Regions from separate parts of the Homo sapiens genome. Here all the other regions are linked to region 3. The links are chromatin contacts, found by Hi-C or POLR2A ChIA-PET in ENCODE. All regions are on one chromosome and are shown on one strand. Each heading gives the region's core, a stretch centred on a gene start or an enhancer-like site at or near the end of the contact. The rest is flanking DNA. Distances are from core to core; before and after follow the strand shown.

Region 1 (3,148 bases), core at 402-2,901, 270 kb before region 3:
TTCCTGATTACTTACGAAAATATGGAAATTATGTTGAAATGTATTGAAGTCTGAATGTTGAAAATGTCTTTAAGTTATTGAGAATGTCCATAATGGAAAACTGTAATTCTGCTTCTTTACACTGAGCTGCCCTTTCATGGGGAAAAAAGTCTTTCAAGAAATTGAGCATATATTTCTCCATCCAGAGCAATGTCCATTTCTTCCTCTTTTGATTTTAGTCTCTAGCCAGTTTCCTTTCCTTGACCAGATGGCCCCCAGTCCCGTGAGGACTCTAAAGAAAAGAAAATAGCCTTAGGCTTCTTAAAACCTCCCAACATGAACATCGACCAGCTATTCTTCACTCACCATTTATTAGACACAAATATCTTTACTTACATTTTCGTTAGTTCTTATCTTCATCAGATTCCAGCCGCTTACATTCTGGAATGCTGATGTCATTTGTTGGCATGTGTGGTGTTATTCGGGAGATTGTGTCCAGGTTTATTGGTTCATCATCCACCTAAACCAACATCTATTAAGTGAACTCTGTGCACAACACCTTGCCAGACACTAGATGTACTTTACAGTTTGCAGAACAGGTTCCTCATTGTCACACGTAGCCAGCCTGGCCACAGCCCTAGGAAGTAGGTGGCAGTGGTGTTATCACCATGACCCTCATTGTACAGATGAGGAAACAGGGTCTTGGGAAGATTAAGGAACTTATCCAAAGTCACACAACTCACAAGTTTCAGAGGCTGGCCTCAAACCCAGGCCCCCTGACCACGAATCCCATGCACTCACCAGTATGCCACCCCCACCAACTTCCTGGCAGGGAGAGGGGCTCCTGGCCTTGACTCCAGTTTGAAAATGATTCTGTAGCCATTTCCCTTTACCTCTTGATTTATGGTGGCAGTGCTGGTCCTCCATGTCAGCTCACACGTATTGACAATTGCAAAGAAGCCTGTTACAAGAATTTGTGCCTCAGCCAGGCCCAGGGGCTCACACCTGTAATCCCAGCACTTTGGGAGGCCAAGGCATGTGGATCGCTTCAGCCCAGGAGTTCAAGACCAGTCTGGGCAACATCGTGAGACTCCATCTCTACAAAATAATTTTTAAAATAGCCAGGTGTGGTGGCATGCACCTGTAATCCAGCTACTTGGGAGGCTGAAGTGGGAGGATCACCAGAGCCTGAGGAGGTTGAGGCTGCAGTGGGCCAATATTGTGCCACTGCACTCCGGCCTGGGCAACGGAGTGAGACTCTGTTTCAAAAAAAAAGAGAGAATTTGTGCCTGTGTTATCAAAAATCATCTCACTAGGGTCAGAGGGGGCAGCGGGTGAGTACCAGGAGCCCTCTTCCTTCTCTGTCAATGCTCTGGGAACTGGTATTTGTAGAAACTGCAAACGTGTAGCCTCCTGGTCACGAGGGCTTGTTTTCACATTTAGTCTCCTGGAGGAGGACTCCGAGGAGGAGGGAGACTTGTGTCGCATCTGTCAGATAGCCGGGGGTTCCCCAAGCAACCCCCTCCTGGAGCCTTGCGGCTGTGTGGGAAGCCTGCAGTTTGTTCATCAAGAGTGCCTGAAAAAGTGGCTGAAAGTGAAAATAACATCAGGTAGGTGGGGAAGGAAGTGCAGTGAACGTGCCACGACATGTAATTAACATGAGGCACCACGGTGTGGGCCCCGGAGCCTTGTCATCAGCTCACTCTCCTCCGCAGAACAGCGACTCAGGGACACGTGGCTGAGCTCCAGATCCTTGCTCATAAAAGCTGTCTTTAAACTATGGGAGGGAGTTGGGGGTTTTTTGTTTGTTTTTGTTTTGGTTTGTTTTTTGTTTTTTGCTTTTATCTGAGAGAAGACTCCTGGGAACAAATGCTATTGAATTCTACCTCTGCTTGAGGCCTGAGCAGAGATGCTAAGATCGCCTCTCAGGAGGAAGGAAATAGAAGTGGGTCAGCGGTGGAAGCTCAGCAGACACACAGTAGCCGTGCCCAGCTAGCAGACACCCAGCAAAATACTTCAGAAGGTCCCTCATGAGAGACCCCCAGCACACACATCCTACTTCCTTTTATTTGGGGGTCACCTAAGAAACTAAACAAAGCTGCCTTTTAGCAATAGGGATAAGAGTGCTGATCTGATTGTCTAGAACCATATTAGATAAAGAAATTTCCATGTGCTGATTTTGTCAGCTCCCTAGCATCTTATAACTGGGTGTGCGGCACCTTCTCAACTCCCTGAGCAGGTTATAACCTAAATACAACCACATCGGTAGGTCGGCTGTAGTTTTCTGGGCAGAGAACAGAAGGTTTCTTTAAAGCATGGCTTTAGGAATGAGATCAACTTTAAGCAAAAAAAAAAAAAAAATGCATGGAACATCAGTGCAAAGAGCAACTTGATCAGAAAATAGCTGCGGCTTCTTTCAGACACACATCTCTGAAAACATATCCCCCCACAGCCAGATCCTATTTCTCCCCGTCTTCCATATCCTTCTCCTTAGCCGTCACTATCCAGGCTGCAGGGAGACTTAGAGCTTTACCCTGTCCCCATGAGGTGTTGCCACGCCCCCTCACCAAGGACAGCACACCATGGAATCAGAGAATGAACACGTGGGGTAATCATATTACTGTGTCATCCATGGAGCCCGTTTTATGCAACTTCCCTAGCATAAGAAATATAAGTCCACTGATCAAGATGCTTAAACGCATATCCATATAACGAGCAAAATATTCAGTCCTTCAGAGAGGGAAGAAAACGAGTAGATTTTGGTTGCTAACGACTCTGCCATGCAATCCTTTATCTTCCTAGAAATTTGGGCCAATTAAACATCTAACACAGAAAAAGTTACCTGTGAAACATGTCATGAAAATGCTGCTATGCTCATAAATGTCAACGCTTGTATGGGTGTGTTCAGTAGGATTCGATCGGAAGACTCATGGGACATTTGGTAGCCTAAAGCGTTACTGAATGACGCTAAAAAAAAAAAAAAAAAAAGTCAAGCGAACAAAATGCAGATAAGGGATTACTTCCTGTTCATCCTTGCCCTTTGAAAGTCTCTATTATTTACTGTTTCTTTATATCCCCAGTGGGGAAATAGAATGGAGGTATGAAACTGCACAAGCCCTATTTTTACCAAATACATGCAGGTAACTAATAGGTCTTTTATTTTCTAATG
Region 2 (3,011 bases), core at 495-2,994, 360 kb after region 3:
TAGGAAGTAGAGAAAACATTCAATATGTCTCAGACCCATATTCTAGGAGGATCCTGGGAGGAGCAGGCCAGGAAGAATTGGGACAGGGTATCTCTCAAGCTGGGTTTCTTTAGCCCAGCAAATGGTCTATGTCTGGCAAGCATGAAATCAAAACCAGGAAATCAGATAAAAGGGTGGGCAAGAAAGGGAAAGTCTTGCCAGAGAGGGTACCTCTGAGTCTAACATTTCTAGACTACAGGAACAGGACAATAAGAGATCAAAGTCCATTCACTCACTCAGTCATTCAGTCAGTCATTCGACAAGTCCATCCCTGCCTGGGTCACAAGCAATGTGCTAGACATTACAGGGGAGGACTGTAAATAAGAACAAGAAATAATGTCTGCTCTTGAAGAAACTCATAGATTAGAACACAAGAGAGACACAAAAATATTACAATATAATATGGTAAGTTAGAAGATGGTGGGGGCTTCACAGGGCTCAGTAGAGCAGGCTGGGTCAGCATCCAACCCGCACAGTGGGTGTTTAAGAAATAATCCAGGGTGCAGCTTCTTAAGGAGGTAGCAGAAGTCGTGGTGGCACAGTGAAGCTCTAAGAGATGTTCTGGGGCAAAGAAAGGGGATGAGGCAAAGAAAGTCAGAAATTCAAATTCAGCCGGGCTCATGCCTGTAATCCCAATACTTTGGGAAGCCAAGGTGGGAAGGTTGCTTGAAGCCAGGAGATCCAGACCAGCCTGGACAACACAGTGAGACTCCCATCTCTACAAAATTTTTTAAAAAAATTAGTCATGTGTGGTGGTGCCCCTGTATATCCAGCTACTCAGGAGTGTGAGGTGGGAGGATTGCTTGAGCTCAGGAGTTCAAGGCTGCACTGAGCTATGATTGCATCACTGCACTCCAGCCTGGGCAACAGGGCAAGACTCTGTCCCCCCACCCACCCACACCCACACACACACAAAGGAAAGAAACTCTAATTCAATGGATGAAGACGAATTAGGGAGCAGACAGATATTTGGAATAGAATAGGGGCTAGACAGACACGACAAATGTCACCATGTGCTTGTAGGTCCTCCTGTACCTACCATTCTAGATACCACCTTCCTGATACCACCACTTGGAACCCACAGACCATTCTAATCCCCATATTTCTCTGTACTTCTGTTTCTCTCTACTTCCCCAGACATTCCATTAATATTTGTGTCCTATGGAACCCCTGTCTGTTGGTGAATTCTCCTACTTCCTTAACTTCTTCACAGAACTATCTAAAGTGGACACCTTTTTGGAGTGTCTTCCCAGCTCATCAAGACCATCATAGCATCTTCTCACCCATAATGATAGGCCTGTGGCTACCATCTTGTGCAACTGTCCAAGATACCCAACTCCCTCAACCCGTCACTCACTACTGGCCACAGATAGCTGGAGCTGATTTCTGTTATGTGCAACCAGACACCTTGCAAACTCCCTCACCTTCTAGTCTGAACTGAAACCTGGCTTTCCCCTGAGGTTACCACTTCCCCTGTACTTCTTTCGAGTAGAAGCTATTTATTCTTTCATGCCCCCAATACAGGGAGGCATTAGCAACAACATTCTTCCAGTTCCCTAAGACCCTTCTAACAATTTCTTCCCTATGAAAAACCTCTGCCCCAATGAAGTCCATGACATCCAACTTGTCATCTTCTCTCCTTTCATCTCTGTCATCCATCAGCCATATTTCTTAAATACCTGTCTCACTTCTTCTTCCTGGGCGGAAGGGAGATTTTGCTGACTTTGTAGGCCACCCACTCAATGACCCAGCTTCTTAGTTTCCTGACCTTTCATACTCAGCGTCTTCACTTCCAGTTCTCTTCAGTGGACTCCTATGGCCACACCCTGTACTTTGTCACTACCAGAACAGTTCCACCCTGCAAATCTTAAACTCTTTATCACTGTAACTATTCATCCAGCGCTCTCCCCTGACACCATCTGATGGGTTGAGGCCTCTACAAATTTTCTTTTCTTTTTTGAGACAGACTTTTACTCTTTTACCCATGCTGGGGTGCAGTGGCATGATCATGGCTCACTGTAGCCTCAAACTCATGGACTCAAGCATCCTTCTGCCTCAGCTTCCCAAGTAGCTGGGATTACAGGGGCACACCACCATGCATAGCTAATTAAATTTTTTTCTTTTTTCTTTTTATAGAGACAGAGTCTTGTCATGTTGTCCAGGCTGGTCTCAAACTCCTGGGATCAAGCAATCCTTTCCCCTTGGCTTCCCAAAGTGCTGAGACTACAGGCCTGAGCAATGTGCCTGGCCGCCTCTACAGATTTTTAGCTGTGTTCTCAGCCTATTGAATAGGCATTTTTCCTATCAGCATTTCCTTCCCTTTCATCCCCTAGCCGTCATTGCAAACTTTCAGTACCCTTCCCAAGCTCCTCACAATCAAGTGAAACTCTGTGCTGTTGTTCTCTTCATCTAATAATTTAATTATTAATATTATTCAGCAAACATTTATTACACATCCACTAGGTGCTGGGTACCATGGGTACAATAACACAGCTTTGCCAGTGAGGAGCTCACAGTTTAGGAAGGAGGCAGCTGTGATAAGACCTGGAGTTGGGGCCGGGAGGTAGAATGGGACATTTCATGAAGAAAAAAACAACATGAGCAAAACTCTGAGACAGAATTGAGTGTGGCTTGAGGGATTGAAACAAAAAGACCTGTATGGTTGGAAACAGAATGCTAGATAGTGGAACAAGGTGAGGCTGAGTGAGGGGAGAGACAGAAGATCTGCAGTTTTGGAGGTATGTTTTGCTGTAATAAAGATCTGCATTTTGATTTTTTTTTTTTTTTGAGATGGAGTCCCATTCTGTTGTCCAGGCTGGAGTGCAGTGGTGCAATCATGGCTCACCGCAGCCTCGAACTCCTAGGCTCAAGCAATCCTCCCACCTCAGCCTCCTGAGTAGCTGGGACTACAGGTGCACACCACCACACCTGGTTAATTCTTTAATTTTTTGTAGAGATGGGGTCTTGCTATA
Region 3 (3,280 bases), core at 250-2,749:
GAGACAGGGTTTCACCATGTTGGCCAGGCTGGTCTTGAATTCCTGACCTCAAGGGATCCACCTGTCTTGGCCTCCAAAGGGATTACAGGCATGAGCCACTGCACCCTGTCAGAAACTCATAATTTAATGAGCTCGATTGAATGTTGGCCTTAATCGTCCACAAAATATTGAGGGGTAATGAGAAGCAAGGCTGAAGAGGGTGACGGGGGCTTGTCAGTAGCAGGGCTCTTCAGGGCCCTCGCCATTCTGCTCACCCTTAGAGGGTTTCTCAAGCGTGCCACTGCTGATAAATGTTCCTCCCTCCCTCCCTTCTTTCCTTCTTCCCTTTCTCTCTCTCTTTTTTTTTTTTTTTTTTTTTTTGAAGGAGTCTCACTCTGTCACCCAGGCTGAAGTGCAGTGGCGTGATCTCGGCTCACTGAAACCTCAGCCTCCTGGGTTCAAGCTATTCTCCTGCCTCGGCTCCCCCGGTAGCTGGGATTACAGGCATGGGTCACCACACCCGGCTACTTTTCTTTTTCTTTCTTACCTTTCCTTCGTTCTCTCTCCCTCTCTCCTTCCTTCTTTCCTTTCTATCTCTCTCTCTTTTCTTTTCTTTTTTGAGACGGAGTCTTGCTGTGTCACCCAGCAGTGGTGTGATCACAGCTCACTGAAGCCTTGAACTTCTGGGCTCAAGCGATCCTCTCACCTCAGCCACCTGAGTAGCTAGGACTACACGCAGGCACCGCCACGCCTGGCTAATTTTTTATTTTTTTGTATGAACAGGATGCTGCTATGTTACCCAGGCTGGTCTTGAACTCCTGGACTCAAGCGATCCTCCCATCTTGGCCTCCCAAAGTGCTGGGATTACAGGTGTGAGCCACCACACCTGGCTATAACATTAAATTTTAATGGCAAAATCCAAATTCAGAGAATGGAAGTAGAGAATGAATGAATGAAGGCAGTGTGAGGCTCATCTGTGGGTAAAGATGCCAAGCTTGAGGCTGGAGTCAAGGCTACCATGTCTCAGGGTCCCCAGTGGGGTATTAAATCGGACTGTGGTGATTTGTCCTGAAACCTGGTCATGGAGTGTGTTTCACTGGCTACAGAGACAATGTCCAACCTTGAGCCAAGACACTTATTTAAATAAAATGAGGCAGTCATGATGCAATGTTTCAGTGTTTTCACCTGGGAAATTCACCATGAGCACTTCTTCTACCTCTTAACCAGGGTTCCCAAATCACAACCTGTAGACCAAAGTAGGAAGCACACACAAATCTGCAACGCATCAACGCAGCCAGGCTCTGAAAATAGCAGCTGCAGCCACAAACCAAAGAACAGGCCTTTGTGAACAGACTGAAAGAAACTGCTTGTCCTGAGCTCATCTTTTAAGCCACAGAGAGAACTCCTTACTCCTACTAAAGTATGTCTTTAAGCAAAGATAGGAATCAATTACATCCAAGTAGGATGTCTTAGCACGTTAGATTTTCCCTTTCTCACTAAGTTTCCAAGTCCTAATTTTCCTACCAGAGCCCAAGAGAATATGAACTTATATGAAAAGAGGTGGCTGACCCATTGTACATAGGTTTGATAGCATTAACAGAGGCCAGGCTCTGCATGAATCCTGCAAGACCAGGAGATGAATCCCTTTCACAGTGCAAAACCCACTTTCAGGGTGATCGCTGCCCTCAGGAACATGGTTTCACTCCAATAGCTCCAGTGCATCTGTCTCAAACTGTCTCTCATTTTTCAAACAACATTGAATTTATCTCTCACCCTAATTAACACGACTTAGAAAGGTAAATCAGTTTCAGAAACACTTCTGTTAGATTCACACTGAAACCACACAACTTCCTGAGCAGCTTCACACCTGGAGCCACCTTCCAGCCCCGCATAGCACCTTTCTTTTTTTTTTTTTTTTTGAGATGGAGTCTTGCTCTGTCACCCAGGCTGGTGTGCAATCTCTGCTCACTGCAATCTCCGCCTCCTGGGTTCAAGCAATTCTCCTGCCTCAGCCTCCCCAGTAGCTGGGATTACAGGCTCCCACCACCATGCCTGGCTAAATTTTTTTATTTTTTATTTTTAGTAGAGATGGGTTCTGCCATGTTGGCCAGGCTGGTCTCAAACTCCTGACCTCAGGTGATCCGCCAGCCACGGCCTCCCAAAGTGCTGGGATTACAAGCATGAGCCACCACGCCCGACCCACCATTCTTGCATTAAGCATATTAAGAGATACCATTCAGAGCCAGACTCATAGTTGAGACAGTATTTATTTTTTAAGTGGCACTGAGGTCATATACTTTAATCCCTCCCAACAAATGTAACAGTCCTCTGCCCATCATTAGCGATTCTGAGGATGAAACGTTATGCAAAGTCCCTTGCAGAGTCAAATTTGGCCTGAGAGATAAAAAGTCGAGCTTAGCAGATGGCAGAGAATAAAAGGGAGCAGGGGCAGGAGAAGGCTCGTCTTTTTAATCTAAGCCCAAAGCCCAAACCAGGTGCCAGAAAGATAAAATAAAAACTGTGCCTATAGTGTTGAAATGCTTTAGGGATGCTGAAGGACAGTCTTTAGAGAATCATTTAAATTAATGTATCTATTCTTCATTTCAAAAGATAAATGAAATACCATCCCAGTGATTCAGTTTTTTCCAGTTTTAAGTAAATACAGTAATGGAAAAGATGGGAGCTCTCTTCCTCCCTTCATTCTTTGCTCCCACCTCTGAAAACCCATTAAGTGGGGCCAGTCGCAGTGGCTCATCCCAGCACTTTGGGAGGCCGAGGTGGGAGGATTGCTTGAGCTCAGGAGTTCAAGACCAGCCTGGGACACATGATGAAACCCTGTCTCTACAAAAAATACAAAAATTAGGCTTGGTGGCACATGCCTGTAGTCCCATCTACTTGGGAGGCTGGGGTGGGAGAATCACCTGAGCCTGGGAGGTCGAGGCTGCAGTGAGCAGTGATCGTGCTGCTGCATTCCAGCCTGGGTGAGCCTGTCTCAAAAACAACAACAAATAACCCCACAAGAAACTCAAATACCCATGGGTCCATATTGAGACAAGTAAATCAGATATGAGAAAGCTTTTCTGTACAAAATACCAACCAATCAGTGTAGAAGGAATGGAAGCATCAGAAACCACTATTTGGCAACTATCATAGTTATTCAGCCAAAAAGCAGCAATAGATACTGAAACTAGGGGGTAGAAGTTTGATGAGGAACAGGATATTTAGTCTCAAAGCACTTCCCTACAAAATACTTATTAACTTTACAGTGGCAGAACCCGGCAGACAACACAACTAAGTGACA

What was found. A loop is a pair of places that touch in the nucleus more often than their neighbours do. ChIA-PET counts read pairs that join two places held with the same protein, here RNA polymerase II (POLR2A). Pooled maps may share reads with other maps.
Region 1: a pooled map shows a loop between it and region 3 (5-fold over the local background). The contact joins two enhancer-like sites. A Hi-C loop is called at or near these places in 4 of 37 single-sample maps with no recorded cell type and 3 of 50 pooled maps. POLR2A ChIA-PET finds 5 or more read pairs at or near these places in 1 of 52 experiments (activated B cell).
Region 2: a loop to region 3 is called in a pooled map, with 5 times the contacts of the local background. The contact joins two enhancer-like sites. A Hi-C loop is called at or near these places in 5 of 37 single-sample maps with no recorded cell type and 3 of 50 pooled maps.

The regions. Positions count from the first base shown.
Region 1 is chr17:62,723,379-62,726,526 of GRCh38, reverse strand. It overlaps MARCHF10 (membrane associated ring-CH-type finger 10), which reads left to right. Exons shown (of 11, transcript NM_152598.4): 7 at 1,423-1,589. All of the region lies in intron 2 of MARCHF10-AS1 (MARCHF10 antisense RNA 1), which reads right to left. Among named protein-coding and RNA genes, the nearest start is that of MARCHF10-AS1, 19 kb to the right of the region's middle. RefSeq lists an enhancer at 1,519-1,598. Within about 2 kb of position 1,651, at least 8 of the 41 ENCODE cell types and tissues checked have a DNase peak (open chromatin) inside an H3K27ac peak, as active enhancers do.
Region 2 is chr17:62,097,529-62,100,539 of GRCh38, reverse strand. No RefSeq gene overlaps it. Among named protein-coding and RNA genes, the nearest start is that of MED13, 34 kb to the right of the region's middle. Within about 2 kb of position 1,744, at least 2 of the 41 ENCODE cell types and tissues checked have a DNase peak (open chromatin) inside an H3K27ac peak, as active enhancers do.
Region 3 is chr17:62,452,335-62,455,614 of GRCh38, reverse strand. METTL2A (methyltransferase 2A, tRNA N3-cytidine) reads right to left here. Exons shown (of 9, transcript NM_181725.4): 9 at 2,230-3,280. Among named protein-coding and RNA genes, the nearest start is that of TLK2, 25 kb to the left of the region's middle. Within about 2 kb of position 1,499, at least 3 of the 41 ENCODE cell types and tissues checked have a DNase peak (open chromatin) inside an H3K27ac peak, as active enhancers do.